Linked DNA regions of Mus musculus: all the other regions are linked to region 4. Evidence: chromatin loops called from intact Hi-C (ENCODE). Cell type or tissue: left cerebral cortex. All regions are shown on one strand.

Region 1 (4,000 bases), 360 kb before region 4:
TTCTCCCAGAGGAGTTCTCTTTAGCTGAGGTTTCTCCTGTCTGTAGAGCTGTGATCCATGAACAACTTGGGACTGTTGGTCAGTGGTTCCGACATCTTTCACTCTGTCTGTCATGCCGACGACGTCTGTCACTCACCGGCCTGGGGCCTGAGCTCTGCAGCCTCCATATCCTGCTGAGTTGAGGCTCCTGGTTAGTGAGGCCCGGTGGAGCTGTTCCAGGTAGGGCAACACATGGGTCTAGTGTGCAAAGGCTTGGAGATAGATCATCCTCAGCCCAGACAGCCGCAGGCAGTGGCGGAGAGGTGGTCCACGGTCCTCCAGGTGCTGTTCACGTCCATGAAGGAGACGGCCTCATAGCGAGTGGGCCGGCAGCAGGGCTGGCTGATCGGCCGGGACCCGGGAGGCGACCGTAGGGCCCCAGCGCCCAGTAGGCTGGCCAGACTGAGATCGTGCTGGGAGCGTGCTCGGCGGCACGAGCCGCTGCAGAAGCGGAAACGTATCAGCTCGTCGGAGCTGTGGCCTAGGCCGAGCGCACTCACCGGCACCAGCTGCGAGCGCAGGCGGCAGCCGCGCGCATCTGTGGTCCGTGCGCGGCTGCTCCGGGTTCCTGCACGCGCCGCGCGTGCCCCGCGGAGCGCAGCGGGAGGAGACTGGAGCGCGGGACCAGGCGGCGGGGGTGCGGGCTGAGGAGACTGAGGCGGGGGTCGCAGGGTTCTTTCGCTGCACAAATGCGCAGTGTGTCCCCCTGGAATGAGGCTTAGTCACTTTCGGAGGTGTGGGTGGGGGGTGTCTAGAGCTAGCCTCGCCCTTGCCCCGCCCTGTCGCGCTCTCACCTACCAGGCAGGTGGTCCGTGGGGGGCGCCAAGACCGGTGAGGGACCGTCGCGAGCGGCGGGGCTGCGGGACATTGGGTCCAGGGAAGCTTCTGTGACGCAGCTCAGCAGGGCTAGAACAGCTAGGGTTGGCCACCAGGCTGACTGCACAGAGAAAAGGAGACTTAGGGAGGAACAGGACACTTTGGGGGTCGGGAGGGGGTCTTGTCTTGCCCAGATCAGAGACCAGTCTAGTCGGGCTCCTAGCTGGGTGGCAGAGTGTAAGGAAGGGCTTAGATTTAATAGGCATTTGCTGCTCCCAGGAGCCCAGGGGAGGAATTACCTGAGGGCACGGACCATCAGGAGAAATCCCGTTCCTTTCCTCCAATTACGGCCCCTCCCTCTTGGCATTTCCCCTTTCATATCTGATCCCTGCGGCCCTAAGCTATGTCCTACTCTCTTTTTTTCCAAGGAAAGCCAGCGACTCACCTGCCACCTAGGCCGGAGGCAGTGGGACAATGCAGTAGGCTCTGCAAGTCCCAGTTCCATAGCTTTCGGCTCCAGAAGCTCCCATCAGAAGCCTTCGTGGACCCGTTTCCCCACCCTCTTCCTGCGGCAGCTTGCAAACTGAAAGATGAGTTAGTTATCCTTTGGGGTATTCCTCCTTCCACTCCAGTCTCTCGAAGCGACCCAGGAGGTTGGAGTAGCTAGAGTCAACTCAGCAGCGGTAGCTGCGATGGAGAACCTTGCTCTCTGTGTTAGGTGCTTGGCAGGACCTGTTCCTTCGCGATGCCACAAGGTCAATCAATGGCTCACTTCTCCAGATGGGCAAACAAAGCTCAGCTGAGCTCAGAGATCGTCTAAGGCCTCAGGGGGGAGACTCACACAGCTGTGGTCCTGTCTTCTAAGACCCTTCTGCTCTGTACTTCAGGGCTGAAGGTACCAGGGTGGTTGGAGAAAGTAGTAACTTGAGTTCCTTCCACTCCATGCTCAGCGTTCACTCCATACCTTGGGGGAGGAAGCAGAGCCCTGAAGAATTTGAGTGTCAGTTGGTCACTTGGATTATCTGATGACTTGCAATCTTCTTTCTGGACCCAGTGTCACCTGAATTCTCTCTTATGCCCACAGATGTCTCCCAAGAGCTTGCCTATTATCTGGGGAAGCGATGGTCCTTCTGAAAACACAGGGCCTGGACCATGGCTTCCTGTGGCCACCAGGGGGCAGAGCTTGTCAAGCCTGCGGATTTAAGGGGAGGGGGCTTTTGCACACGCTCTGCACATTTAGGTCTGAGCCATTGCCAGAAGGACCAGCTAGTCCTTCACACCAACCTGGTCTCAGAGGGCTGAACCACTCCGAGATCCGGCCCAAGCCTGGACCATCTGCCTCCTGTGGATCTGGCCCCCTAGCCTTGCTCCTAGGAGTTTCCCCCATAAACCATCCTTCCTGACCCCAGCCCGCACCTCCAGTCTTTGTGAACCACTGCTCTTGGACCCCTAGAACTTTTAAGAATTCTCATTAGTTAGTCTCTTCTTGGGTCCCAGATGTAACCCTCCATCCTTTTGCTGGCACACAGAATACATGGAGAGGGGGAGCGACATATGATGACTCCAGGATAAGACACACACCTCCCAGGCCTTTATCTAGTTCCTCCAGAGCTAGGCGTGTGCCCGTTGGCTAACTAGATTAAAATCCCTAGAGACCAGACTGGCTACTATTCTCTCAGATGGAGGGAAAGTCAGACAAGGCAGCCCTGGGATATCTGCGCTAGGGGGAGCCTAGGAGCAAGTCCCTCGAGGACAGCTCTGACCAATTTCTCCTTTCTTACCATTTGGGATATTTGGTCCTCCAGCCCTTGCCACCCCTATCCACCAGCCCTATACTCACCAAAGGGGTCCTGGTCCGTGTCCTTCTAGGCGCCTCTCCTGGGACCAGTGCTGGGCTTTCCCCCGAAGCTCAAGTGGATCATGCCCAGAGTTGTGCACCTGGCAGCGCCTCTTTTAGTTAAAAGTGGGGCCTTGGCAGCCGGTCTGTGCCCTGTGGCGGCAGCGGGAGCCTCACATTACAGCCAGCCAGGAGGGTTAACACAGTCCAAGAAGCTAGCGACAAGAACTGGAGGGGCTGGGAGGGGCAAAGAGCTGCGCTGAGGGCCCAGAAGAGAGAGGCTGAGAGAAAAGTGGGGAGGAAGACCTTTCTGCCCTTTCTCCTGCCCTTTGAGCGTCCATCAAGGGGATGGGCAAGAAGGCTGGCTTACCTTGGGTGCAGGGCTCCAAGCCCCAGTCGCAGCGAGGGCTGGGGCCCGAGGGACTTGTTGCTGGCAGAGCCCGCGGGCCGCATCTGGGGGCCGAGCCCAACTCCATCCCTCAGCAGCCTCCTGCCCGCCGCCGTCCGGTGTCAAATTCCAGCCCCGGCGTCACCAGATCCCGGGGTGGGGCCCAGAGCGCCCCCGCCCCGCCCCACCTTTCAGGGCTCACCTGGCCGCTCCACCCTCCGGATCCGGTCCCCGCTGGCTAGGCTAGGTCCCTCTAGGTGGGGGCTAGACATTTGGAGAAGACCCCAGGAGGCAGAGTAGAGATCGCGGGCTGCAGCGAGACGCTGAAACTGGGAATTCGAAGTTGGTAGTCAAGCAAAGTAGGGAACTGGGAGGCCTGGCCGAGGGCGGGAGAGCGCGAGGGAGGGCGGCGAAGGAGGGGCAGCCTGAAGGAGAGTTCCAACTTGGGCTGCGCAGACATGGGGGTTCTGGCTAGCTACTCTGTATCCTCAAGTGGTGACTCCGGGACCCTCAGAAGGTTCAGCTGCCTCGGAGCGACAGGGCTCTGCGTTGGGCTCCCACGGTCCAAGGATACCCTGTTTGCTCAGTTTTAGGGTCGGGGCCTCAGAGGGACTCGCGCACATCCAGTGAAGGCAGTGAATGATTGTGTGTGTGTTGGGGGTGGGGGGTGGGTGCGACCAGGGATGAAGAATCAGAGGACCTCAGAGTATTGAACTGGAGTCTGAGATGCGATGAGGCAATTTGGCAGGTGTCTGGAGGTTGGTTGATGGCCATGATCAGAATTGTTCTACCAACTAGTCTGGAGTTCATCACGAAGATGCTGGAAACTACTGACCTAGTCTGAGTGTGGTCATTTTCGTTGAATGCCTGCACTGGAGAGAGTGTGGTTTTGAGACAAGCAAGACAGAAGAGGGATGCAG
Region 2 (4,000 bases), 76 kb before region 4:
CTAGCAACACCCTCTGCCTTTGAGCCAGGACTTCTCAGTGGCCCCCGGTTCACCAAGTAAGCCAGGCTGGCTAGCCAGTAGTACCATGGTGGCTTCTGTCTCTGTCTCCCCACTCTGGATTACAAGTGGCCATTTTACACAGCTATAGCTGCAATCTTCACCTTTTGTAAGTCAATCTTCACTGACTGAACCACTCCCATTAGCCACCGCCACCCCATTCACAGGACTCTCCTGCTTACATCTCAGAGCTGCCCCTACTATCCTGCGGCCCCCTAGACATCTCCATGTGCAAGCTTCACAGCTCTTTCCACCCCAGTCCCTTTAAAGGCCAGCTCATCTGTTTCCTGTCAAAGCAGGTTCTGATGTGACCCCCCCACCCCTCAGTGGATAGCACAAATCACTGACCCAGGAAGCCCAGCCAGGTTTAAAGTCCATCTTGGGACCTCCCCAAGGTCCCTCCCATTGCTTACCACACCCCCCTACACTCCTTTCCTCTGCCTTTCTCAACCTGCTGCTGCTGCCAGCAGCTAGCTCTGCTTGGTACCTCCAGGCCTCTTCTCTTGCCCTGCTCCAACCCTCTCTGTCCTTCAGCAAGAACAGTCTTTCAAAAAAAAAAAAATGCAGATCTGAGTATCAAATTCCTGCTCAGAGGCCTCCCATGCTCTTGACTGGCTCAGGACACAAAAATGCTAACAGCTACATTTCTGTGTGAGCTCACGGTGTGCCCAGCACGGTCCTAAGCCACTGCGTGCATTTCTCCATCTTTTTACTCAAGAGAGGTTTGAGTTATTGTCCTTCCTTTGAGGATGGAAAGAATCGATGCCTGTATCACAGTCTCCTCCGTTTTGGTCCCAGCCACCTTATTCTCTAAGGAGGCTGTCTCATCACTTCTGTGAGGCCCCACCCACCAGACACACCCACCATTGTGTTTGCTATATATGATTTTAGTGCATGCTGTCAGAACCACACACTCACAGCAACGATTACTGCTCTGTCTGTGTTTCTCAGTGACTGCGTCCCAAGGCCATCTGCTTCTACATGTCAGCATAGGGACTGGAATACAGTTAAGTGCTAACAACAGTCTGACAAATGACCTACAGACCATGAAGAGAAAGTTTCGGGAAAGCCCACAATAGATCTGGTGGCTTCTAGGACAAAGAAGGGCCTTTAAAGAACGCTCAGATGGGAGGGATGGAGGGGAGGTGGTAAGGTGACGGCCGTGAGCAGGGGCTTATAGGAAGGATGCCAAGGCGTGGGGCAGGACAAGGGCGAATACTGGTAAAAAACAAGGAAGGCCTCCTTGTCCAGAAGTTAAGCTAAATCCAGGCCACCCGGCTGACAGGCTCTGCCTCCACAGCAGAGGTGACACTGTTGCTGTGCAGAGGCATGCTCATCTGTCTACCTGCCAAGCTCAGTTTTCTTCTTTGGAAGCCTGGCCTGTCGCCTTTAGGATCTACCTGGCCCAGTGCCCTCGGAAGGGCAAATCCGGTACCCAGGGATATATCCCCCAAACATAACTCAAGAGTGGACACCTGACTAAAAGAGAGCAACCCCCTGGGTCCAGCTGAACAGATCTATCCATCATCTGTCCATCAGTCATCCTCTGAGGTGTATGCCAAGTGCTGACAAAAGAGCGGCCAGTACAGCAGGGAGACAAAGAAAGGGGGTCTCCTTAGCACTTCCTTTCTAACAAGGCTCCCCTGACTGTATGGCCTGGGAACACCCAAACGTCCCTGACAAAGAGCTGTGGGTGAACCAGGTGGTCACTGACCCTGAAGTCTGAGCTAGCAAACAGAGGTGAAGGCCAGAGTGAGGCGAACACTTGGAGGGCTTCCTGACTCCCCATCTATGAGCTATGTGTTTCGGCATGCATGTGTGATCACATGTGGGAGCGGGAATGGAAGCCGGGCTGAGAACAGACCCTCCCACCCTTCTCGGACAATGGTTACCATGTGGAGACTCAGTAACATTGTTATGCAAGACTGAAGTGCGGATGGTCATGAAACCAGCACAGGCAAGGTCTGGGTGGCTCCACGACTCCTCAGCTGTTTGACTCTAGGTAACTCACACCTCTGTTTGAGTCTGGTTTCTGGTATGTAAGACAAGACTGTGACAGTACCACTCCACGGGGGACCGAGTAAGAGGATGCTGTCCCGTACCTGGTAAGTGCAGGCCTGTTCTTGTTGGAGATTAGATATTATAGCCATTGCTACTAAATCAGTGTCTGCTTCTGCAGGCATCACCTAGCAGAGCCTTCTGAAGCATGTCCTAGGGTGACCACCAGAGGGCTATGGTGAGCCTGTGGGCTGAGCCCAACACCTATGACGGCCAGTTCCCCAACTGAACTTTGCTATTGATCTCCCTGGCCTACATCCCAATATCCTCGACCTCAGGTGGGACCCAGGACAAAACAAAACCAGACTTGGAGAGACTGAGGACACACGGTGGGAGTGGTGGGTGTCTCACCTCATACTCCTGGGAGAACTTGAGCCCATCGTTGGCTTTGAGGCGCTCAATATTGTCTGCCAGGTCAGTGATGGGGATGGGCGGGTGGTCTCGCATACCTGGGGGAGGTGGGGCAGACACATGGGTGGCATTAGTGTGAGTTCTGGTCAGGGTGGTAGAGACAGCCCAAGGCATGTGTGAACATGTGTGATCATGAAGTACTCAGCACTGGTGGCATGGAAACAACAGCACATGCGGCGGCGGCAACAGGAATGGAGAACACACAGTGGCTGGGCATCAGGGGAGGCCAGAGATGGAGGTGTGTGTACTGTGAGCACACAGAAGCATGTCCAGATGACCTGGTGCTGCACGGGACAACAGGGCTCTCTGCCTGCCAGGCCTGCCTAAGAGGAGCAAGGGGCTTCTTCCCACTAAGACGGGGCTTCGAGCTCAGGAACAGGGTGGAAGCTGGGCTCTTACCACACCTGTCTGAGACAGACACCCCCTTACCCCGACCCCTCATTGACGCCAGTCACCTCAGAGATTTGGTGACCCTGTCACCCCGGGCACCAAGTGTGTGGGTGGAATGGTCATGGAGCGCAAAGACAATGGCAGAGTGGCATAGAAGTAGGGAGAGAGAGAAGCAGAGATGGGGAGGAAGATACAAAGACAGGCAAGGGATCAGGACGGAGGCACACAGAGGGGTTGGATGGAGACCAGAGGAGGCAGGGACAAGGAGAGAGGGTGGGAGAGCAGATACAGGAGGAAGCCAGTGAGCACAGGAGGGGACAGAGAGAAGGGAGACGCCGGAAGGGGAGGGAAGGGATAAAGGCAAGGGGAAAAGGGCAAGGAGAAAGTGGGGAGACGTGAGGAAGTAGAAGAGTGGAGACACACTGAAGCCAAAGTGTCCCCAAACCAATGTGGGAACTTTGAAAACTAACTTGAGATATTCGGGCAACTGGGGGCACTGGAACCTGCAGAGAAAACAAACCAAAAGAAAACAATGGGACAGGAGCAGAGCTCAGGAACCCTCTTTCTGGTCACCTGGTTCTGCGGTTCGACACTGAAGGGACTGTAGGTGAAGGGCAAGAGGAAGGGGCACAGACAGAAAGAGTGGGTCAGCTCACGTGCCTTCCAGTAACAGACAGTCCCCCTCCCCCAAAGAGAGAGCTTCCAAGCAACATAGGTCTGAGTGGCCTCTTGAGACCCTATAATAAAGTCACTCCAGCCCAGCCCTCACCCCCTCAAAATCTGACCTTGGCCATTTTCAGATGGTCTCCATACCGGAAATGAAAAATCTTTTAAAATCTCAAGTTCCTCCCTTCTCAGGGATGTCATGTGCCCATGACATCCTTCACACACTGATATGGAAAAGCGTTCTGCATTCCCTTTTGCTGCTTTTCAACCCATGGAAATACTTCTGCCTGAAGGCTTGGGTCCTATACCTCAACACAGCTATGGGCCCTACCCTCTCAGTGCCACACTACGCCAGCACCTGAGACAGGGAACCTTTCTGCCCACACCTCTGCCTGCATGCTCCCCTATAACACCACCA
Region 3 (4,000 bases), 460 kb before region 4:
GCATAGTTCCTAGTCAGTTGCCAAGTTCCTTGACCCCTATTTACATGCCAGGATTTCTACTCATTGTCACTCTGGTGTCCTCAGTGAAAATATCAGCAAGTCAAAGTGACAGCTAATGATTTGTTGTTAGCAAATAGCTTTTGCCTGTGGATGCCCTGAAAGGATCTTTGCACTTGATCAGTTAACATCTCAGAATTGCTCAAGTTAAAGAATGACAACAGCTAACCCAGGCATGGCGGTGTATACCTATGACCCCTGCAATAAGACGACAACCTCAGCACTGCAATCCCAGTCTGAGAAGGAAGGCGCAGTGTGAATTTGAGGCCAGCCTGGGTTTACATAGTCAGCTGCAGCCTCAGCCTAGATAATAAAAGAACACAATAGCCACATTTACTTTTTTGTTTGTTTTGGTTTTTGGTTTGTTCGTTTTGTTTTGTTTTGTTTTGTTTTGAGACAGGGTTTCTCTGTATAGTCCTGGATGTCCTGGAAATCACTCTGTAGATCAGGCTGGCCTCGAACTCAGAAATCTGCCTGCCTCTGCCTCCCAAGTGCTGGGGCTAAAGGAGTGCACCACCACCACCTGGCTCCATATTTACTTTAATGTGTGTGTGTGTGTGTGTGTGTGTGTGTGTGCACGCGCGCGCATGCATGCTCAGGTGAGAGGATAAGCTTAGATACTGGTCCTCCCCTTCACCTTGCTCCAGGCAGGATCTCCTTTTTATCATTGCACTTCATGCTCCAGGGTAGCTGGCCTGCTTCTGTGGATTCATTCTCCTGTCTCTGCCTCCCATAAGCATGCTGGTATTACAGACCTTCATTTACTGCTTTGGGCATCCACAGAGGTTCGGAATTCACCTCGTCAGGCTAGTGCTGCAAGCACCAAGCACTTTCACCTGCCCAGCTGGTTCTCTGGCCCATTTTCTTTTTAAAGGACTCAAAAAAAAAAAAAAAAAAAAAAAAAGCTATCACTCCAAGGCATGTAAAATGCTTTCATAAATATCTCATGGAAAAAAATGAAGACCAACTCCATCTGTGGTACTATTTGCTTTACTTCCTCAAAAAATAAAAGTCGGGGGAGGAGAGGAGGAGAATTCGGCCCCCAGGGACTGTATCAGGCATGTGAAGCGCCATCCATCATGTATGTCATGGTGAGTGACACAGTCCTGGGACTCAAAGCCTAGTGGTGCTGGGAACGCAGGGCCCTCCGCCCTTCTCTCTTCCCACAACTCCACTAGCTGCAGAATGTCCATAATACAGTCACACAGTAATGTTCTCTTTTGGTTTTTGGTTTGTTCGTTTTGTTTTGTTTTGTTTTGAGACAGGGTTGCTCTGTATAACTCTGTATAGTTCTCTGTCTGTCTGTCTGTGTCTCTACCTTTGTCTGTCTGCCTCTCTCACACACTCACTGCTGTAGCTACTCTCACACATCATAAGTCACAAGCTGAACCATGTGTATGTTACAGCTACACAGTCACATAAAAGCCATAGAAAAGTCCCAACAGCCAACAGCCAACCTCAATGTGTCCAAACCAATTCTTACTGATTCATAGTCACAGACAGACAGCCTCAACTTCACTCATGACCCTCAGAGACCAGCATGGCCCCTATGTTAAACATGGTCTGCCTCAGGTGCCCATGTTCACACACACTCTAAGCAGTCTGTACATACTCTGATAGCATAGACTTTGGACACATGCCAGCCCGGGCTCAAGTTCAATCTTTACCACTGATTACTTGTATAGTTATTTAACCTGTATGTCCTTAGCGCTAGAAAATGGAGATTACTTTTACTTTACAAATTTGATGTGAAGATAACAAAACAACCAGGCAAATGATAGTATGGTAATACTGTCTGACCCAGGGTGACCTGAGGAGTCACGGTAACTGCCATGTGTGGCTCTTGTCGCCAGAGGGCACCAGGGCTCCAAGGTGTCTGTGGAATTTGTTGGAAGTAAATGTCCCAGGAAGGCTGGGATTCCTGGCGTGTGGGGATATGTGCAGACTAGGGAGGTGTACAGGTGTATCGAGGCTGGGAAGGGTCTGGGAAACCCAGCTAGGGCCCCTGTGTGATTCTGGGCATGCAGGGCGTACTCCAGGAGAAGACCCTGACTGGGAGGGAGCATGCACAGTTCCCACACACGAGGCTCCCTTCTCCCACTCCCCCACTGGGCAAATCCTTTAATCCCACACAATGTCGGGCTTCCGCCATTGCTCCTGGCACAGAGGAATCCCAGAGACATGGGTTCCAAGTCTCAGTAGTTGAGGACCTGGGGAGGCCAACGCTGGGAAGCAGGACTCTGAGCACCAATCCACACGGCTCACAGAGACAGCCTTCCTTCCCTTTCCTGGGTTGCGCCAGAACTTCCTGACCCTGCTGTCTTTCCTGGTACGGAGCCAGCCCCAGCTGGCCTTTCCCCTCTTCCAGCCGGCTCCACACCTGCTCCCCGGGGCCAGGCCCTGGTAAGAGGCTTATCAGACATGTGTCTGGGACAGATAAGGCACACACCCCCTGTACCCCACATGCCTTATCCAGCCCTGCCTTCTCAGCTGCTTGGCCTTGTAGAAAGGCTTGCCAGCAGAAGGAACCCCACCCACCTAGGCAACAGGCCACCCTGTCCCCAGCCCTCCCTCGAGGGCTCTCTTCCCAGCAACCTCATTCCCTGTGATGTCATCACTTGGGGGGAAGCTTGGTCCATCATTCATGTCCAAGAGAAGCTGGGAAAGTGGGATCAGAAAGAAGTGCTCCCCAGGCACCAGGTCAGCAGCTGGATTGGGAGCAGGGGGCGGTGTCACAGGATCCTCCCCCAGGGTAGAGCTATTTTGGTGTTGGCTGCTTCACACATAACCATTCCTCTTCCTGTCCTCCCCATCCATAGAGGCTCTGGGTTCATTGGGAACAGCAACAGTGGGAAGAATTTATCCCACCATAGGGAAGCACTGGGTAACCAGCCTCAGGTCTGGAGCCAGCCCTGCCCTCCTCAGGGAGACTCGATATTTGGGAATCCCAGGGACCTTCCATCCCATTCCTTGGAACAGCACTGTGGAGGGAAGGATCATTGGAATGGCCAGTCTGATGAACATAGCACCTTAGCATAGCCTGCTGGTGACACACATTGACTTGTGGATACCGCTCCTGGTGACATAACAGCACGGTATCTATGGCATGCCCATGAGCTCAGTATCACTGCCATGTTCTTGGCTACACATGGACCCCAGACGGCCTTGTATTGGACTATACACCAACACTCCAACAAGGATACACATCGAGAACCCCATGTGTGGACGGGGGAGACCCCTCTTTCTCGGAGCCACGTTCTCAGAGAGTGACATAATTCTCAGCACACGGTGGACACTCAGAAATATTTGGTTAAGTGCTCGCTAAATTTTACAGGTCCTGAGGAAAAGCCATTCTAACTGCGGCCCCTCTCCAGGCCTAGGTGGGAGCATGGAGGGTTGGGTGGGGGACATCTCCACTTTTGTCACTGCTACCTCCAGCTCACTTCAATCATGGCTACTCCTCGGCTTATACCAGTCACAGAGAGCCACCTCTCCTCTTCTCTGGTGACCTATGCCAATGGTGTTCTGCAAGTTGGATGCCAAGAATGTTTAGACATCGTATACTTGTTCAGCATCATGAGTACAGACTTTTGAGTCCTCCACAGTGCTGGGAATGCTGGCTTCCTTGGCATTGTAAGGCTCTGTTAAAGGCATTTAAGAATCTAGGCATTGACTGCTCTGGAGACTTGGAAGGCTACCTGGACAGGGCCAAGGTTGATGCTTCCTGTTTGCCTGATGTCATTTGTGGCCACTGAGGTCCTGCCTGGATTGACTTAAGCTGTCATGAGCGAGGGTGACATAAGATGACCCAAGAGACACGTGGAGCCCCAGTGGAACTCATGGATTTAAACAGCTGTTCCACACTGGGTCAGGGCAGGGAAGGAGTTGTGTAATGATGGTTTCAAGTTCAAGAGAGGATGATTCTGAGAGCAAAGCCAAGACA
Region 4 (4,000 bases):
CGCTCCGTACGGAGACCAGGGAAGGGGGGCTCGCAACTCACGCCCCGCTCGTCCCGGGGCCGCACGTGCGCCCGGTTGCCCGCGAGACCCGGCGTCGGCTGCGGCTCTTCCGCCGGCGGGGAGGGGGCGCCGTGGGACGGGGGAGGCGGCCTGGACCCGCCCGGGGCCGGCGGGGGAGGCTGAAGGCCGCCCCCGGAGCGCGACCGCGGCGGATGGGGAACCGGGCGCCCACCGGCGCGGGGAAACTTTGCACGGGGGGTGCGGGCTGCGGCTCAGGTGCGGCGGGGGCTCGGACGAGATCGCGGGCGCGGCAGGTGGGGGCGCGGCCCGGCCTCCGGGCGCCCCCGGGCCCGCCCCCGGCTCAGCTCCACGGACGCGGGGGCAGGGTGGGGATGGCGCGGAAGGGCCGCGCATCGAGGGGCCCGAAGGGGGCTCGGGGGGTCACTCACCGCCTCTCCGGGGGCCGTCGGTCTGCATGTCCCCCCTCGAGCCGCTGAGGCCGCCGTTCTCAGTCCGCCGCTGCCGCCGCCGTCGCCCGCTCCCGCCACCGCCACCTCCACCGCCGCCCGAGCAGGAGCCGGAGCCGGAGCCGGAGCTGGAGCCGGAGCCGCCGCCTCTGCCGCCGCCGCCGCCACCGCTCCCGCGCCAGCTCCAGCCGCGCGCGCCCGCCCGCCCGCGCCCGCGTCCCTGCCCCTGCCGTGCGCGTCCCCGGCGCCGCCCCTCCCCTCGTGCACTCTCGCTTGTAGAGGAGTGGAGCTGTAGGCCCAACGAGGCTGCAGACCAACCCCAAGTCTAAACCGCCTGGAACATCAAAATTGAGCTTAAACCTCAGGAACGAGCGTGGATAGAACCAAACTTAGACACAAAAGTCCAGACCCTCCCAAATCCTCACATGTACGTAATACTTCTCTAGGGTCCCCTGCCGCCAATCCAACCCAGAACCACCTTTAAACCTAATGTTGAGTCCAGACCCTAAAATTTGCCTAGCAATCAGAAAAAGTAGTAATTTTTTTTTTAACTGAACGCCTATAGTGTATGGACTCCAATTACAGATTCGAACACTAAATGGCTTCATTTCTTCTACCTGGCCTAAGTTTGATATTGATAGCAGCCCCAACCCTTGGTCTGAATGGAGTCCGGTATAGATATTGAGACCCTTATACAGAAGAAAATACTATGCTAAGGCAGCTGCCTCACACCGGAGCCCAGTGCTTTCATGTGTTCTAGTCTCTGCTTTATTTCTATCCCAGACAAGAACATTTCCCTGCTGGGATTCTTGATTTTTAAAGAAGATTTTTATTTATATATGTATTTGTGTGTGTACGCCAGTGTGTGTGTGTGCTTGTATATGCATATTCACCGTGTGGTGTTACAGGAGGGTGTGAGGAACCCAGTGTGGGTGCCGGGAACCAGACCCAAGTCCTCTGCTCTTGATTGCTGAACACTCCAACGCTGAAACTCTCAATTCCAATAGAAAAATTGGAACTGGGTCACCAGAGGAGTTGGGGAACACACCCTAATACAGACACTGATCTCAATACCTCTCCCATCTTGGTGATCTTTTAGTATAATAATCTGATCCAACTCTAATAATTGTGCAACCTGAGATGGGACTGGCTTTACAGAAACTCCACACGGACCTTTATCTCTACACCGCTCTTCCCCTGTGCTCTGATCTGAGGTCAACCCCACCCAGAGGCTAACCAATATCCCAACATCTACACTAATTCTAGCAGATATGAATGATCCCCGGTCTCAAGATCTGTTCAGTATACGCCTTAGCATTGAATTCCAGACTCCTTGTCCACAGCCACACCACCCTGAAACCATCCACTTGCATTTGAACTTCACTGACCTCATGTCAAATTCAAATGCACGTGCCACCGTGTCCAGTGTGTGCAGTGCTAGGGACTAAACCAATAACCTGCTTGAAGATTTATATTCCAAGCTGTGATTATAGGGACTTGGTGATCTCCAAACAAGAGCCAGCCTTGGCATCAAAGCCTTCAGGCTCCTCACGTGAAACTATCACTTAGAAAGTCATCAAGGTCACGCCAGCCATTTTCTGTTCCCAATCCCACACCACGAGGCTTCACCATTAAGACAAGAGGTGAGACCCTTCTGGCCTCTACAGCCTGGATCAGGTGAGATCCTTTGTGAAGGCTCTGGTCTCTGCATAGCATCTCTCCGATTTTTCTGAGAATTTAAAATCAGATGAGAAATAAAAACAAGATCTGGGGACTATTGAGGCTCCTGGGTTCTCAATGGTTACCTGCTAGGTTTAGGGATCTGGGTTGAGGATCAAGTTCAGGGGAACACCTAAATCACAGGGCAGCTTTTGTCTTGGAGCTGCATTCACAAGCAGTACGCGTGCGCCCCCTGGTGTACGATAAGGCAATAGGCCTGGCTTCCGAGAATCTGGGCACTTCGGCCCAGATGACAAATAGATCAAAATGAATACTCCTAAGGCAGTGGTTTTTCACCCACGGGTAATTTTGTTGTGCTGTGGGAGAGCTGCTGCAATTTTTTTTTATCCATCTTTAAATATATTTTGTCTGTTTTTCAGAACTCTGACTGTTTAGTTCCCCAGTTTAAAAACATATAATTTTCGACCTCCTTTTCGCTGACTTCTGGAAACAGCTCTTTCCCCTGGCTTTACCGGCCTAGCCTGCCCTCCATGACCACGGGTTCTCCAATTACTTGGCCGCGTCGTCTCTTCATTTCCACGGCTCAATACTAGGTCTTTCCTTCTCCTGCCTCTTTCCACCCCTTGGCCCCCGTGTGAGCTCCAGCTCCTTGGACTAAGCCCCTTCTCTATGCTATGTCTCAGCTGTCCCTCAGATAAATAGAATTCCTGTCTCAGGTCTATCCCCATTCATCTCAGGCAAGAAACTCAGTCACTGGACCAGAAATATAGATCTCCTGCCCAATTGGTCGTCAGTCCTGCAAACTTCGTGAAGGAGACAGAGACACAGATGGGATGAGGAGAGACTGGTTAATTCTGACCTCCACATTAGCCCAACCAAAGCCAAACTCAATTTTTAAATGTTCTTGTACATAGTTATATGATAACTCACCCTTCAACTTACTGAACCTGGAGAGAGTTCATACTTGCTGAGGGACATTGGCTTCTTCCAGAAAGCCACACTTGGGCTGGGTTCGTGAGTTACGTCCCCTTGAGTTGTCACCACATCTACATCTTTGTGTTTCCCTCATCTAAGACTCTAAGGACAGGAGGGATGTGTCTGCTTCATCCACTGCCTTGTTCCAGTGGCCAACAAGGGCGCCAACACTCAGCAGGTGACTGGAATGTATTTATTAAAACAGTGAAGGGCTGGAGAGAGGGCTCAGCGGTTAAGAGCACTGACTGCTCTTTCAGGGGTCCTGAGTTCAATTCCCAGCAACCACATGGTGGCTCACAACCAACTATAATGGAATCCGATGCCCTCTTCTGGTGTGTCTGAAGATAGCTACAAGGTACTCATATACATTTAATTAATTAATTTAAAAAAACAGTGAAGATATTTTTCCCTTCTGTTCACAAGGAGCCACCAGATGTGAATGACCAGGTCAAGAAAGTTTCCCTCACCAGGGCTTAGGCAGTCACCCTGCAATCTTCGGTGGTCTTGGCATTTATGAATAGAGAAGCCCACCTGTCTTTTCTGCTCACCACCCTGAATGTCAGTAATGTGAGGTTTATTTGGTGGTCCTGTACCTCTGCCCAGTTTAGTGGCTGTGATACTCACAGGTAGGAGGGCTGAAGCCCCGCCCCACCCCCGCCCCCTGGCTGAAGGCGGCAGACCCACTCACTGCTAAACTAGCTAGGCTTCTGCTTTGGGTCACTCAGACCTACATTCTGGGGCCACCACAGCCATCTCAGGCTCTCAAACTATTGGTCTCTGTCCCATCTCTCACCTACTTTTTGGCCCCTATTTGGTATAGTACATATGAAGGCTGGGCAGAAGAACACTGGGACCCCTATGGTCTAATTTCAGAATGT
Region 5 (4,000 bases), 200 kb before region 4:
TGTTTCAAACCTGCTCTGCTTCCGGAGCAGGGAAGAGGTGAGGAAGCCATGTCACCAGCTCCAGCATCGGCTCCAGACCAGTCCACCTCATCCGCCATAGCTTCCCCACCAACAGCAGTATCCCTTAAACCATGAGCTGAATAACTACTTCCTCCCTAGGGACGGTTCCGTCAGGTGCTGTGCCCCAAAGTCAAGAAAGTTGATAAAAGGCACCTGGTTCTAATGGGTTTCTGCATTCACTCGGCGTTACAAATCACTATTTTGAACAGGCAGATGCAATCGACCTCTTACAGAGTTCTACAATTAACTTCTCCACAGGGCCACGGATGGTCTTGGATGCTAACCCAAACTAAAACTAAAATCTAATTTAACAATGCAACTTTGGACCAGTAGGTATCAGAGCACTCCCAGGATCCATATAATTAAAATCTATGATGCTCGCTTAACTGCACGGGTCTGTAGATTCCTAAAGGTGGAGGGTGGGCATCACTGCTCCTCCAGGTTATGGCTGTCTTCCCAGGTCTCGCAGTGATCACACCACACAGCCACACGTGTTAGTATCACTACCCATCATAACAGAAAGGGACTTAAACAACGGAGCTTGTGGCAGCTGCTGTGATACAGTCATCCCCTCTGGGCATAACATGACAGTCCATCACAGAACAGATGGCCTGACCTATACAATACCTTGGCCCCACAAAGGAGGGAACAGAACAAGCAAAATTCAGTGGCAGCAAGGCCTATGGTAGTGTAACAAAGGGTCCCTAAACTCTCTCCCTGGCATTCTGTTCACCATCTTCATCCTCCTTTCCCAGCTGCACGTGGTCCTGAGGGAGGGGTGGGATGCTAGATACAGAGGTGACCCATCTTGGGTAAATTCATGTCTTCAGGTCTCCCTGGAAAAAGTCACACAACAGCAGCATATACAAGTTCTCCATGACTCTGATCACTTGAAAGCTGAGGTTTGTCATTGCTACACACAGTTGGTGGCTTCCTTTGGGACAGCAGGCTCACCTCTTTCATTTCTGAGAAAAGGCCATCCATGCCCAACCCTAGATAATGCAGAGTCATCGTTTGCCTATGAATCATTCTTCACCAGAAGAGTATGTCCAAACAGCAGCTTGCTCATCTTACAGGCCAACAAGAGCACACAGCCTCGAGACAGGTAGGTTCCATGTTTTACCACACCACACTTGGGGAAAATGACCATATCCAAGGCCAACACCTAATAAACTTAAGACAGTTTCACCAATAGCATTAAGTGTTGCCTGTGCCCTGGACAGTTCTCTGCCTGACCCTACCTGCCCTTAGGGGTTGGGGGTGAGTTGGCGCAGAGTCAACGACACAGACTCCCTGAGAAACGCTGCAGCAAGCTCATCTGAGCACTGCTGCAAGCTCCTTTAGCACCCTCCATCCCCACTGGTCCCCTCATCCCCAGTGGTCCCAAGAAAGCACCTATTCTAAACAGCAGCTCCTGATTGGCTGGCACTGTTTGCACCAGCAATCCCTGTTCTCTCAGGCAGTCCTCAATTAGGTCCTCCTGCAGGAGATGCTTTTGCAGCTGCACGCACCCAGCGTTTACACAGAGGCGGCCCTGTTCCTGCTACAATTAAGTAAAACTGGCTTTTAAAAAGGCTGAGTGTCAGGGCCATGGTGGTGGCGCACACCTTTGATCCCAGCACTCAGGAAGCAGAGGCAGGTGGATCTCATGAGTTGGACGCCAGCCTGGTCTACACAGTGAGTTCCAGGACAGCCAGGGTAACATAGAGAAACCTCATCTTGAAAAACCAAAGATAAATAAATACAAGTCCTGAGCAGCTCACACTGTTTGGTGCTCCTGCTGTGATCTGTGCTGTGGAGTGAGCTTCTTCCTTTGTGACATCAGTGCAGATGACACAGGGCAACTGGCAGGAAGTCTCTTTGTAATATGAGAGCACTTGGAGGGAGCACCACGCACTGTTTCTATGAGGAATGGCTCCCTGCCTTCAGTGTCACTACATGCCACTGTTTGGTCCAGATACTGTGGGCCTTCCTTCAACGTTATTTTTGCCTGCATGTATTTTTCTGCTCCTCCACCTCTCATTGCATTTTTGCTTCTGTTCAGTGTTTTGGGTTTTGTTTTGTTTAAGATTTAAATCGTTTGTATAAACGTAGGGGCATCTATGTGCGCATGCAAGTGCAGGAACACAGGAAGTCCACAAGAGGGCAGAAGAGCCCCCTGGAGGTGTACAGGCAGTTCTGAACGGCTTGAGTTCTGGACATTGAACTTGGGTTCTCCGCGGGAGCACCAGGCGCTCCTAACCACTGAACCATCCGTCTAGACTCTTCTGAGAGTCTTTAAGTTATGTCCTTTACATGCACTTTCTTTTCTTGGAATAATTAACCTAGAAATTTCCCCTGCCCATTTAACTTCACATGGGCATCAGCGGATCTGTACTACTACCAAATAACACAGGAAAAGTACAATAATGGCTCCTGACACTCTTCCTGTCTAGATTCTATCACTAACTGGCAACATAATATATAATATCATTGCTTGGGATGATGCCAATGCTAATTGGACAACACTGCCTTGTGGGTGGTAAATTTAGTGCTTACCTAAATTTACACCATGGTGTTTGCCCTTTCCTCCCATAATCCCTCCCTGGAGTTTAAACTTCATCAGCCCTTTATTGGTGGTGAGTTTTCTTCAGCATGTCTCTCATTCCTAGAAGACGGGGTTCCCTGCCCACCCAGTGCGCATGCGCGGGCCACACCCCCCGGGGGGGGCTCTCACGGGCTGTCTTTAGAAGCCCACTGTGTCCAAGCAGCATTCTTTCACGGGCAATGTTTTTGACTCTCTGGATGTTCTTCAGACAGTCCCACACCAAATTACATTTCACATACAGTAAACGGCCCCTCTAGAAGGTGTACAAGCCGGTGTACTTTGACCGTCGTCATCTGGGACACTGGAACATCGCAACTAAGCCACCGAGCATGCTCTCCTTAGACCCCGCTCGTTCATGAGGTTCCTGATTTGCTTTTTGTCACAAAAACGAGCTTGTACTTTAGAGAATTCTGTATAAATATAATTACAAAGTATTTTCTTTCTATCTGGATTCCTTCACTCTGAATAATCGTTTGAGATTCGTGTAAGCTATTACAGGAACCAATTCTTTGTTCATTTGAATACTGAGCCGCATCCCACTGCGTACCCCAGCCACAATTTATTGTTCAGGTTGTTTCCAGTTTGGGGTGTTACAATAAAAGTTGCTAAGACGATTCGGTATGAGTTTAGTCATGGATATACACCTTCATTTCTCTTGGTGTGGTATGACTGGAGGGATGCTGGGTGAATGTTAATTTTCAAAATATTGCCAGATTGGTTTTCAAAATGGCCGTACCATTTTACATTCCCACCGACAGTGTAATCGCTGCTGCGGTTGCTGGCGTGTTGCTAACCTGATAGAGTCTTTTAATTTTTGCTGTTCTAAAGGTTTATTAGAGCAGTCTATTACCACAGCTTTAATTTGCATTTCTCCTAATTACTAATATGGTGAGCAGCTTTTCAAATGATTACCTGCCATCTGTAGGCTTGCTTTAGTGAGGCACCTATTTGTACCACTGCCCAGTTTTAATTGAACCTTTGTCTTCCTGTCCTGGGTCGTAAGACTTCTTAAGTGTTCAAAATACATGACATGAAAGTAGAAAGAAGATTATGGACAAAGAGAAATAAGGGAGAGAGTAATGGGGGAGGTGACCAAATCTCATTGTGTGCGGGCGTACCTGTGCGTGTGTGTGTGTGTGTGTGTGTGTGTGTGTGTGTGTGTGTGTGTTTGTGCATGTGTGTGTAAAAACAGAGAAATGGGGCTGGGGAGTGGTTAAGAGCACTGGCTGTTCTTTCTGAGGACCCAGGTTCAATTTCCATCACCCAGATGGCTCACAAGTGTCAGAAAATCCAACACCTTCTGGCCTCCACAGGCATGGTATGAATGTGATGCATATGCATATACATACAAAT
Region 6 (4,000 bases), 340 kb before region 4:
AGTTTCTTCTGTTTCTTTTCATTGGTCACTGTCCTGATATAAGGCTCCCTTGGGAATTCAGGGAGATGCAGAACAGTAAGAACAAGGTGCAATGTGAGCCTTTGTCTCCCTAGTTGTAAACGTATCAGGTACCGGGGCTGAAGAGATGGCCTAGTGGCTAAGGACACTGGCTGCTTTTCCAGAGGACCCACGTTCGGTTCCCAGCACTCATACGGTAGTTCACAACTGCCTATAACTCTAGTTTCAGGGATCAGAAGGCTTCTTCTGACCCCGGGCATACATGGAGTGTACACGTGTACATTCAGGCAAAACACCCATACCCATAAACCTAAATAAAGAAATAAACAAAACTGTCAGGTACCAACCAAATCTCAGCCTGTCCTAACATCAAGCAAGTACCCCACGGCTCCCTTCTCAGAGGTCCACATGGGACAGGCTCTGCAGTGTGGAACACTGAGGCTCACACCCCAACTCCACATCTCTGTGACCTGGGGCACATCACGTCATCTGCTTAAGCCTCAGGTTCCTCTTGCATAAAACAGGGATGACAAGACCAACTTCCCAGAAAGCTGAAGGGATTAAAGGCGATGCTGTGCTTGATAGCATTTGGCAGTGTCTGGTATACAGTGAAAACTCAATAAATCTTTCCTATTATGACCAAGTGTTGTAGAAGCCAAGAGACTGAAACAGGGTGTGGCTGGAGGTGTCAGCCACCACAGAAAGGCCAGCACACCTGCACAGGTCCACACCTGCACCCATTCAGACACGGGATCGGGAGCCAGCTTTGCTCGCTGACTCCCGCAGGCAGGCAGTGGGTGCTGGAGGCCTGCCTGCTGCTGGCTGCACTGTCAAGGCCGACGCTGGCATGAAGGCTGCTTACAAACCATTTCTCCCACCCACGGGACACAATGCAGGGGCCAGCCAGTGCCACCGCACCTCTCCTGGAGAGGACAGCTGTGGGCTGCATTCCCTGTCACTCCCTCCTCCAGGAATGTCCCTGCCCCAGTCAAGTCTGGGCTGGCTCCTGTGTGTGGAGCTGCCAGGCTCCTGCTGATGCAACCCGTTCTACTCTTCTCAGAATAGCCAGAACCAAGTGGGAAAAGAACTGGGAAGAAAACAAGGAAGTGTCTCCCCACCAGGGTCCTGCTACCATGATATTCCTTGGTCCCTGCGGAGGACTTCTCTGGAGGAGTCTGTGCTGGCCTGGCTTTCTGCAGCCTCAGGTACAGCGGATGTGGTCACTCCTCATGCTGCCCACTGCTATTGTCTCAGGATAAGTCCCCGGCTCTCCTGGGGTCTTGGCACCAGCTGCCATCTTGTCTTCCACTGTGCTTCCCTGTGTAGGTCTGGTCTTCACCTCAGGTTTAAAATCTTCAGTGTCTCCCACTGCCCTCCGGGACAGCTGGTGCTAACGGCTAAGAGTGTGGGTCTAAGATTCAACCCAGACTCCCAGATGCTCACCCTATGCCCTGAGGCAGTTCACTTCCCTTTCTAAGTCTCATTATCTTCAACTACAGGATAAGAATACCAGTTCCAGCCTTACGGCGGTTTCTTGTTATGACAGCTAGAAGCCATGCATATAAAATGTTTGGCTCAAAGTCAGCTCCTGTTAGCTTCTGCTATTGTAATTCTTGAAAATAATCGGTCGAGAGACTAGAGAGCTGGCTAGTGGTTATGAACACTTTCTGCTGTGCCAGACGGGGCTAGCTCAGTGGTAAAGCACCTGCCTAGGATGACCAAGGCCCTGGGCTTGTTCCCCAGCGTCTCGACAATGAATGAGAAAATGAAACCCATGTTCTAGCATTAGAAGTTATACATCAGTCTATCAAGCTGTTAAGTAGAATATTCTACCTTTCCTTTAAAAAATGTCACCGAGGGCAGACTTGGAATTTAGAATCTGGCCCCGAGACCTATACCAACCATGACACTGAAGGGAATGTTGGCCAAAGCACTCCTCCGACCCAGAGCCTTTCCAGATGGTAAGGCCTGCTCCTGTTCGTGGCCTCCTCACTCTGTTTATCCAAACTCTGCTCAAAGCCCCTGCAAACAGCCTTCCTGGGGTTGGAGGGTGGGGTCCGAGCAACATTCTACCCTCCAGGACATGCTGATGGACTCAAAAGGGCTAGCCAAGGCCCGAGGTGGGCACTTTGCTCTTGGTCTTCCATGTTTTTCTTCATAGCATCTCACTGGATGTGGCCAGAGTGTGGTGAACATACACTTCTTTACCCACTCTAAGAGCAGCACCCTTCTGACGTCAGACCAGTTGGTAGGTAGTTTTTGTTGTTGCTATTTGTTTGTTTTTTTGAGATACGGTTCCTCTATGTAGCCCTGGCTGTCCTGGAAGGAGCTCACTCTGTAAATAGGGCTGGCCTTGAACACGGAGATTTGCCTGTCTCTGTCTCCCAAATGCTAGGACTAAAGGTGTGTGCCACTACTGCCACGATGAATGGGATGGTTTTTAACTCATTACATAACTCACAGCTTGCCAGTGCCATTCTCTGTGCCGGACCTTGCTCATCTGTCCAGCCCGTGTATGAGGTTAGAGACTGCAGAGCCTTTAGGACCTGGAACTTGTACTAAGCATCCCAGGGGCAGAGAGATGAGGCAGTTGGACCTTTCTGACCAGGGCACCCTCTGTTCCCTTTGCCAGGCCAGGTGGCTTGCCCTGATGCAAGCTACTCTTGACCCCGAGGCTGGGCATTCTCCCAGTGGGCAGAAGATGTGTCCTGCGCTTAGTCTCACTTCTAAGAAGGCAATTGATCTTGCAGATGAGTACAGAACAGCAAGGATTGGCATGCACACTGCCCTGGGTAGTCTCTGCGGCTGGGTAACAGCTGGCTGAGGCAGAGGAAGAGGACAGTTGTGGTGGTCTGAAAGAAAATGGCCCGGTGGACTCACAGGGAGCGGAACTGTTGTTGGAGGAAGGGTGTCACTAGAGGGTGGGCTTTAAGGTCTCAGAAACTCAAGCCAGGTCTAGTGGCTCACGGTCTCTTCCTTCTGCCTGTGGGTCCAGATGTAGAACTCTCAGCTCCGTCTCCAGTGCCATGTCTGCCTGCCTGCTGCCATCCTTCCCGCCATGACGATAACGGACTTAAACCTCTGAACCTGTAAGCCAGCCCCAATGAAATATTTTCTTGTACAAGAGTTGCTGTGGTATAGCATCTCGTCACAGAAATAGAATCCTAAGACAACAGTCTTAGTACCTGACACTGAATCCGGCTCTATGACCACCAGCCTTCCTCACATGTGAAGACTAGGAGAGCGACCGTGATGGCGGGCCCACAGGTCCATACCCACTGTAGGCTGGCTATGTTTGCTGCTGTGTGCTCCATTCAGCAGTGACAGCCATAATTTGCATAGCATCCCTTGGGTCACATTTGGGTTTGGCTACTGTAAATACCACCATGATAAAACTCTTGTCTGCAGGCTTTTCCTTCCTCTGGGGGACAGCTCTTGGCACTGGGTAGCACTTTCTTTCCCAAACCCATCCCTCCCTGGCATTACCTGAGAGCATCTGTCTCCCACTCTTGCCAGTGTACTATGTTACAATTTCAATGTACATTTCTCAAAATGTGATGGGTGACAAATGGCACCCTGATACCTGCACATGCATGTCTGCAACTGCTAGTCAGGCCACATGTGTCTTAGTTTCCTTTGTGACCTGTGTACCCTGTCCCCTTAGCTGCTGTGCTCTGGTGGCTTCCCTGACAGCCCTCAAAATAATAAATCTTTGTCTATTATATTTCCCAGACATACTTTCAAAATGTTTGGTATAATATTTTTGTTTGATTTCAATGGATATTATTACCAAGTTTCTTCTAGCACTTCTGTGGTTTAAAAGTTTGTCCCTTCCTGCCAAGCATGGTGGCTCACGCCTGTAATCCAAGCACAGGGAGACTGTCTGCCTCCTAACAGCTCAAGTTAGGGGATTTGACTCAATCTCAAAACAAACAAACAAACAAACAAACAAACAAACAAATGAAGAGAGAAGCAAGAAAGA
Region 7 (4,000 bases), 380 kb before region 4:
GGGCGGGTGCATTCCTGCATTCCAGGCTGCTGGGAGAAGAATAGAATAGAAAAAGATGGCCTGGGCAATGGAGAAGTCTGGAAGGAGGCCATGGCAGAAAGCCATGTGGGCAGGTAAGGAAGGAAGGGCCCTGTAAAGTTGCCAGCAGAGCCAAGCCCCTTGGACCCAGCACAAAACAAGAGAGCCAGGCACACTCCTGCCTGTCCAGGACCGGTTTGACTTCCATCCAATAAGGAAAAGACCCTTTCTGAAGATAAATGAACATATAACTCAGACGGGTTTAGCTCCAGATATCTTTGTGAGCCTTTGACTGAAAAAAAGTGAGTCGGGTCCAGGATCATTCAGCATCCGTGTGGTTTCTAACGTGGGGGTGGGGGTGGCTGAGTGGCAGGTCTTGTGAGTTTCTGGTTCCCTCCAGAACTCCGCCTGCTTTTCTCCTGGATCTGGGCAGGAGCCGATTTGGTTATAAGTCTAAACCCTTCAGCACCCTACAGGGAACAACCTAAGATCCTAGAGTATCTATCCGAAAGGGGACCTGTGTCTACAGAAAGCCCAAAATAGCCCATTAGGCACTGCAACACTGCTGTCCAAGCCGGCTGCCCAAGAGAGATGGTAAATACCAGGTGCTCTGGGGGCATCATCCCAGCGGGCACTGAGCCCGCGTCTGAGCTTTGGCATTAGTGTCAGTCCCCAGAACTTCTGCTCTGTCACTGGAGTGCCCACCCCAAGGCCCTCATACCTTCTCCACGTTCTCCACAGTGAAGTCCAAGGCTGGTGCTGCTCCAGCCCCTGCAGCCCCCAGCTGCTCCTCCCGCCGCTCCATCTTTGCTCCCTGCCTGGCAGGGAGGTGGACCCTGATCTCTTTCTTGCCCCAGCCCTTTGGCTGTCGGCCCCCTGCTAGACCCCGGCTTGAGTACCCGGGAGGTGGTGGGATGAGGGGATGCCCAGGGCGGGCATGGCTGCCGAGGCCTGCCCACCTCGTTTGGAGGGGGAGTGGGTTGCAGAGGTCAAAAGATGTGCTCTTCGGAAAGGGACCCGCTAAGGCGGCTCCCAGAAGGGAGGCGTCCGTGAGGTACTCCCAGACAAGGGTCCTAGTGGGAGGTCACAGCTCTGTCCCTTGAATCAAAAGTCATAGGGGAGGGAGGCCTATAGGGGAAACAGAGGCCCTGGCCCGTGAGGGGTCACAGAATCAACGGCCTGTACCCATAACACCCCAGTCTGGACGAGCTTCTAGATGCTATGAGGTCAGGGGGGCTGGGAGATCACCCGGGAGAGAGCCCTTCGCGAGATACGGAGACGTCCAAGGAAGCACGGGATTGCAGTTTCGTGAGTCTGGGGCAGAGTCGGTAGAGTTGGGGGACTGAGATAGGTCCCCTCCGTTCGCCTGGCCCGCGATCTGTTCGCCTCCCGGCGTTGGCCCCGCTACGGTCGCTGCCTCCGCCCCAGTGACTGACAGACAGGCCGGCCCGGCCGGGACGGGGCGGGGACCTCAGCAAGACTCGGGCTGTCCCGAGCGCCTGTCGCCAGTACCACCAACTTAGGCCCCCACCCACGCTTGTCCTGGCCCGGCACGGCCAAGCACATCGAGACACGGCACGGCGGAACTACGCGGAAACTCATTCCGGGTCTTTGGCCCTGTCCTCGTGCTAGCTCGCGCGCCCCCGAACAGGCGACGGAACGGCACACCGCCAGGGGCCCCTGCCTGAAGCAAGGACCCGCCTCTATGCACCCTGGGAAATGTAGTTTTCGTCGGACCGGAAGGTGGCTCCTGAGGAGGGAGGCTTGGAGCACGTGGGTTGGGGGTCCTATGGAACCCTATCCTATTCTCGGCTTAGGGCAGAGGACCATCTTGCTCAGTCACATTGCCTAGGAGTGCAACTCTTGCGAAGACGTGATTCATGGGGCCTTTGGGTGGAGTTGGAAGCCAAGAATGGAGGGGAGAGGGTCACGTTTGGTCGGCGCTCAGGCACAGGGAACTGGTTGTGTTGGTGACCATCAGCACCCGCTAAAGAAGAGGAAAGATAGGAGTTACTTGGTGCCCCACAATTAAAAAAAAAAAAAAAAGCACTGTGGATCTGCTCGGGAGCAACCGGGAAATCATATTATTCTGCGCGCGCGCGTGTATGTGTGTGTGAAACGAGGAGGAGAAGGGAAATCGTTAAGGTTTTCATTATGTTTCAAGTAAGAATAGCTCATGGCTTTACCTTAGGTTTTGTTCTCTCTCTATTCTGCTGTGGCGGGTTGGTTTGTTTTGAGATGGAGTCTCTTGCCTTGGGGTGGGGAGTGTACCTCTTTAATCCCAGCACTCCCGGGATTACAGGAGTGTGCCACCAAGATGGGTGTCTGAAGTGCTGTGCCTCCCGCGCACCCTGTCAACTGAACCACATCCTCCACCTTCTTTGTTTTCAAGCGGGGATCTCACTATGTAGCCCGGGCTTGAGTGGGTATTTTTATTCATTGTCTTCAGCTAAAATGGGGAAATTGAGGTTGGAGGAAGGCAAGCCCTGCTCCCAGCAGGCACTTCCTCTCCATGCTCAACTTTTTCTTTCCTTGACTCCTGTCAGCAGGAAAGGAAATGATTTCAAACAGAAGGATCTTTCTTTTTCTTTTCTTTTCTTTTTTTCCAAGACAGGGTTTCTCTGTGAGGCCCTGGCTATCTTGAAACTCTGTAGACCAGGCTGGCTTCCAGCTCACCGAAACCCACTTGTGTCTGCTTCCAAAGTGCTAGAATTAAAGTTATGTACCACCATGCCCAGCCTAAAACTTTTTTTTTTTAGATAAATTATATTAAGCTCAATTTGGGCTTACTATATGGCTTCTCTCTCCTTATTGACTAAACTCTTCCCAACACAGCCTTCTAGCAGTAGCAAAGTTGGGTAAGAATAAGAAGGGCTGGCATACCGTCAGGAGGAGCAGCAATTTTGTAAACCTGGGGAGGAAACAGATTAAGACAAGAGCTGGAGTCACTATACAGGGCTTTACATGTGTCCCACCACACCAGGTGACACTTGTGCTCTAAGGGAGGAAGCTGGCTCTGGAAGTAGCTGCTGAGGCCAGAGAAGGTCGAAGAAACTTGACAAGATCTTGACGAATCCTCAAAGCCTGGGAAGGAGAAGGACTCACTTGGCTGCTAGAGGAAGTCCATCCATCACAATGAGTCAGCAAATCGTTGTCCAAAAGGAAAAAAAGAAAATGTTTTAAGCGTTTTAAAGAAGCCAATTGGATCCCTGTGAGTTTGAGGCCAGCCTGGTCTACAGAGTGAAGTCCAGGACAGCCAGGGCTACACAGAGAAACCCTGTCTCGGAAAAAAAAAAAAAAAAAAAAAGCACCAGCTGCTCTTCCAGAGACCTGGGTTCAATTCCCAGCACTCACAAGGTGGTTCACAACCGTTTTAGGGTTTCTATTGGTGTAACAAAACACCATGACCAAATTTGGCAGGAAAGGGTTTATTCATCTTACAATCCCATATTATAGTCCATCTCTGGAGAAGCCAGGACAGGAACTCAAGCATGGCCAGCCAGTCTGCATACCAGATGCTATCCTCAGAGATCTTTGGCCAGCCAAGTCGTGCGCAGAGAAGAGCAGCAGAGGGCTCAGCTAGCAAGCAGAGGTTCAGGGACGAAGCTGCTAGTGGTGAAAGCCTTGGGAGAGCGTTCTCTTCCCAGGAATTGTTACAGCTCTTGTGACAGATGCTCTCAGGTGACAGAGTAATTGCCACACACCTTGATTCCTTCTGGATAGGATCTTATATACAGTTTTGGGATGGGTTGGGGTCTGACAGCAGGTGCTTCCTATTGGCTTCTTTGGAGATATTTGGGATGCCTCATCTACACGTGGGGAGGAGCTTGGAGTCACTGCCCCTATGTGACCCATGGTCTCTGGGGCTGGGGCTCCATGACGGACCTGACATCAAGAGCAGGCGAAGCTCTTACCTCCCCTTTGGGTCCTGGGGCTTCCAACCCAGCTCAACCTTATCAGGCTTCCTCACAGTCTACTGCCC

Evidence for each region. Hi-C counts contacts between places; a loop is a spot of excess contacts. Peaks named below come from ENCODE experiments on the same cell type or tissue, not always from the same donor. Only the 100,000 strongest peaks of a DNase experiment are listed, where the experiment ranks them.
Region 1: it touches region 4 in a loop (2.6-fold over the local background); 10 of 42 quality-filtered maps call a loop at or near these places.
Region 2: it touches region 4 in a loop (8-fold over the local background); 26 of 42 quality-filtered maps call a loop at or near these places.
Region 3: a loop joins it to region 4, with 2.9 times the contacts of the local background. A loop is called at or near these places in 5 of 42 quality-filtered maps.
Region 5: it touches region 4 in a loop (3.0-fold over the local background); 27 of 42 quality-filtered maps call a loop at or near these places.
Region 6: a loop joins it to region 4, with 2.7 times the contacts of the local background. A loop is called at or near these places in 5 of 42 quality-filtered maps.
Region 7: it touches region 4 in a loop (2.5-fold over the local background); 6 of 42 quality-filtered maps call a loop at or near these places.

The regions. Positions count from the first base shown.
Region 1 is chr4:117,926,324-117,930,323 of GRCm38, forward strand. It overlaps Artn (artemin), which reads right to left and starts at 3,440. Exons shown (of 5, transcript NM_009711.4): 1 at 3,063-3,440; 2 at 2,696-2,929; 3 at 1,301-1,819; 4 at 838-976; 5 at 1-745. The coding sequence starts at 1,360. The coding sequence ends at 270. In left cerebral cortex, CTCF peaks have their summits at 2,017 (motif pointing right) and 2,575; DNase peaks (open chromatin) are centred at 532, 1,117, 2,019, 2,579 and 1 more place; H3K4me3 peaks cover 1,174 bases; H3K27ac peaks cover 932 bases.
Region 2 is chr4:118,214,626-118,218,625 of GRCm38, forward strand. Ptprf (protein tyrosine phosphatase, receptor type, F) reads right to left here. Exons shown (of 33, transcript NM_011213.2): 22 at 2,467-2,564. Among named protein-coding and RNA genes, the nearest start is that of Mir7226, 6.1 kb to the left of the region's middle. In left cerebral cortex, a CTCF peak has its summit at 2,282 (motif pointing right); a DNase peak (open chromatin) is centred at 2,278.
Region 3 is chr4:117,827,793-117,831,792 of GRCm38, forward strand. No RefSeq gene overlaps it. Among named protein-coding and RNA genes, the nearest start is that of Slc6a9, 5.5 kb to the right of the region's middle. In left cerebral cortex, a CTCF peak has its summit at 1,897 (motif pointing right); DNase peaks (open chromatin) are centred at 889, 1,064, 1,908 and 2,274.
Region 4 is chr4:118,290,731-118,294,730 of GRCm38, forward strand. Ptprf (protein tyrosine phosphatase, receptor type, F) reads right to left here and starts at 667. Exons shown (of 33, transcript NM_011213.2): 1 at 450-667. In left cerebral cortex, CTCF peaks have their summits at 2,391 (motif pointing left) and 3,465 (motif pointing left); DNase peaks (open chromatin) are centred at 709 and 2,384; H3K4me3 peaks cover 1,043 bases; H3K27ac peaks cover 258 bases.
Region 5 is chr4:118,087,913-118,091,912 of GRCm38, forward strand. The region is part of intron 2 of St3gal3 (ST3 beta-galactoside alpha-2,3-sialyltransferase 3); the gene reads right to left. Among named protein-coding and RNA genes, the nearest start is that of St3gal3, 45 kb to the right of the region's middle. In left cerebral cortex, a CTCF peak has its summit at 2,197 (motif pointing right); a DNase peak (open chromatin) is centred at 2,211.
Region 6 is chr4:117,946,173-117,950,172 of GRCm38, forward strand. The region is part of intron 9 of St3gal3 (ST3 beta-galactoside alpha-2,3-sialyltransferase 3); the gene reads right to left. Among named protein-coding and RNA genes, the nearest start is that of Artn, 18 kb to the left of the region's middle. In left cerebral cortex, a CTCF peak has its summit at 1,534; DNase peaks (open chromatin) are centred at 1,042 and 1,565.
Region 7 is chr4:117,913,549-117,917,548 of GRCm38, forward strand. Ipo13 (importin 13) reads right to left here and starts at 1,451. Exons shown (of 20, transcript NM_146152.3): 1 at 740-1,451. The coding sequence starts at 823. In left cerebral cortex, a CTCF peak has its summit at 1,677; DNase peaks (open chromatin) are centred at 82, 563, 1,523, 1,684 and 1 more place; H3K4me3 peaks cover 2,711 bases; H3K27ac peaks cover 2,116 bases.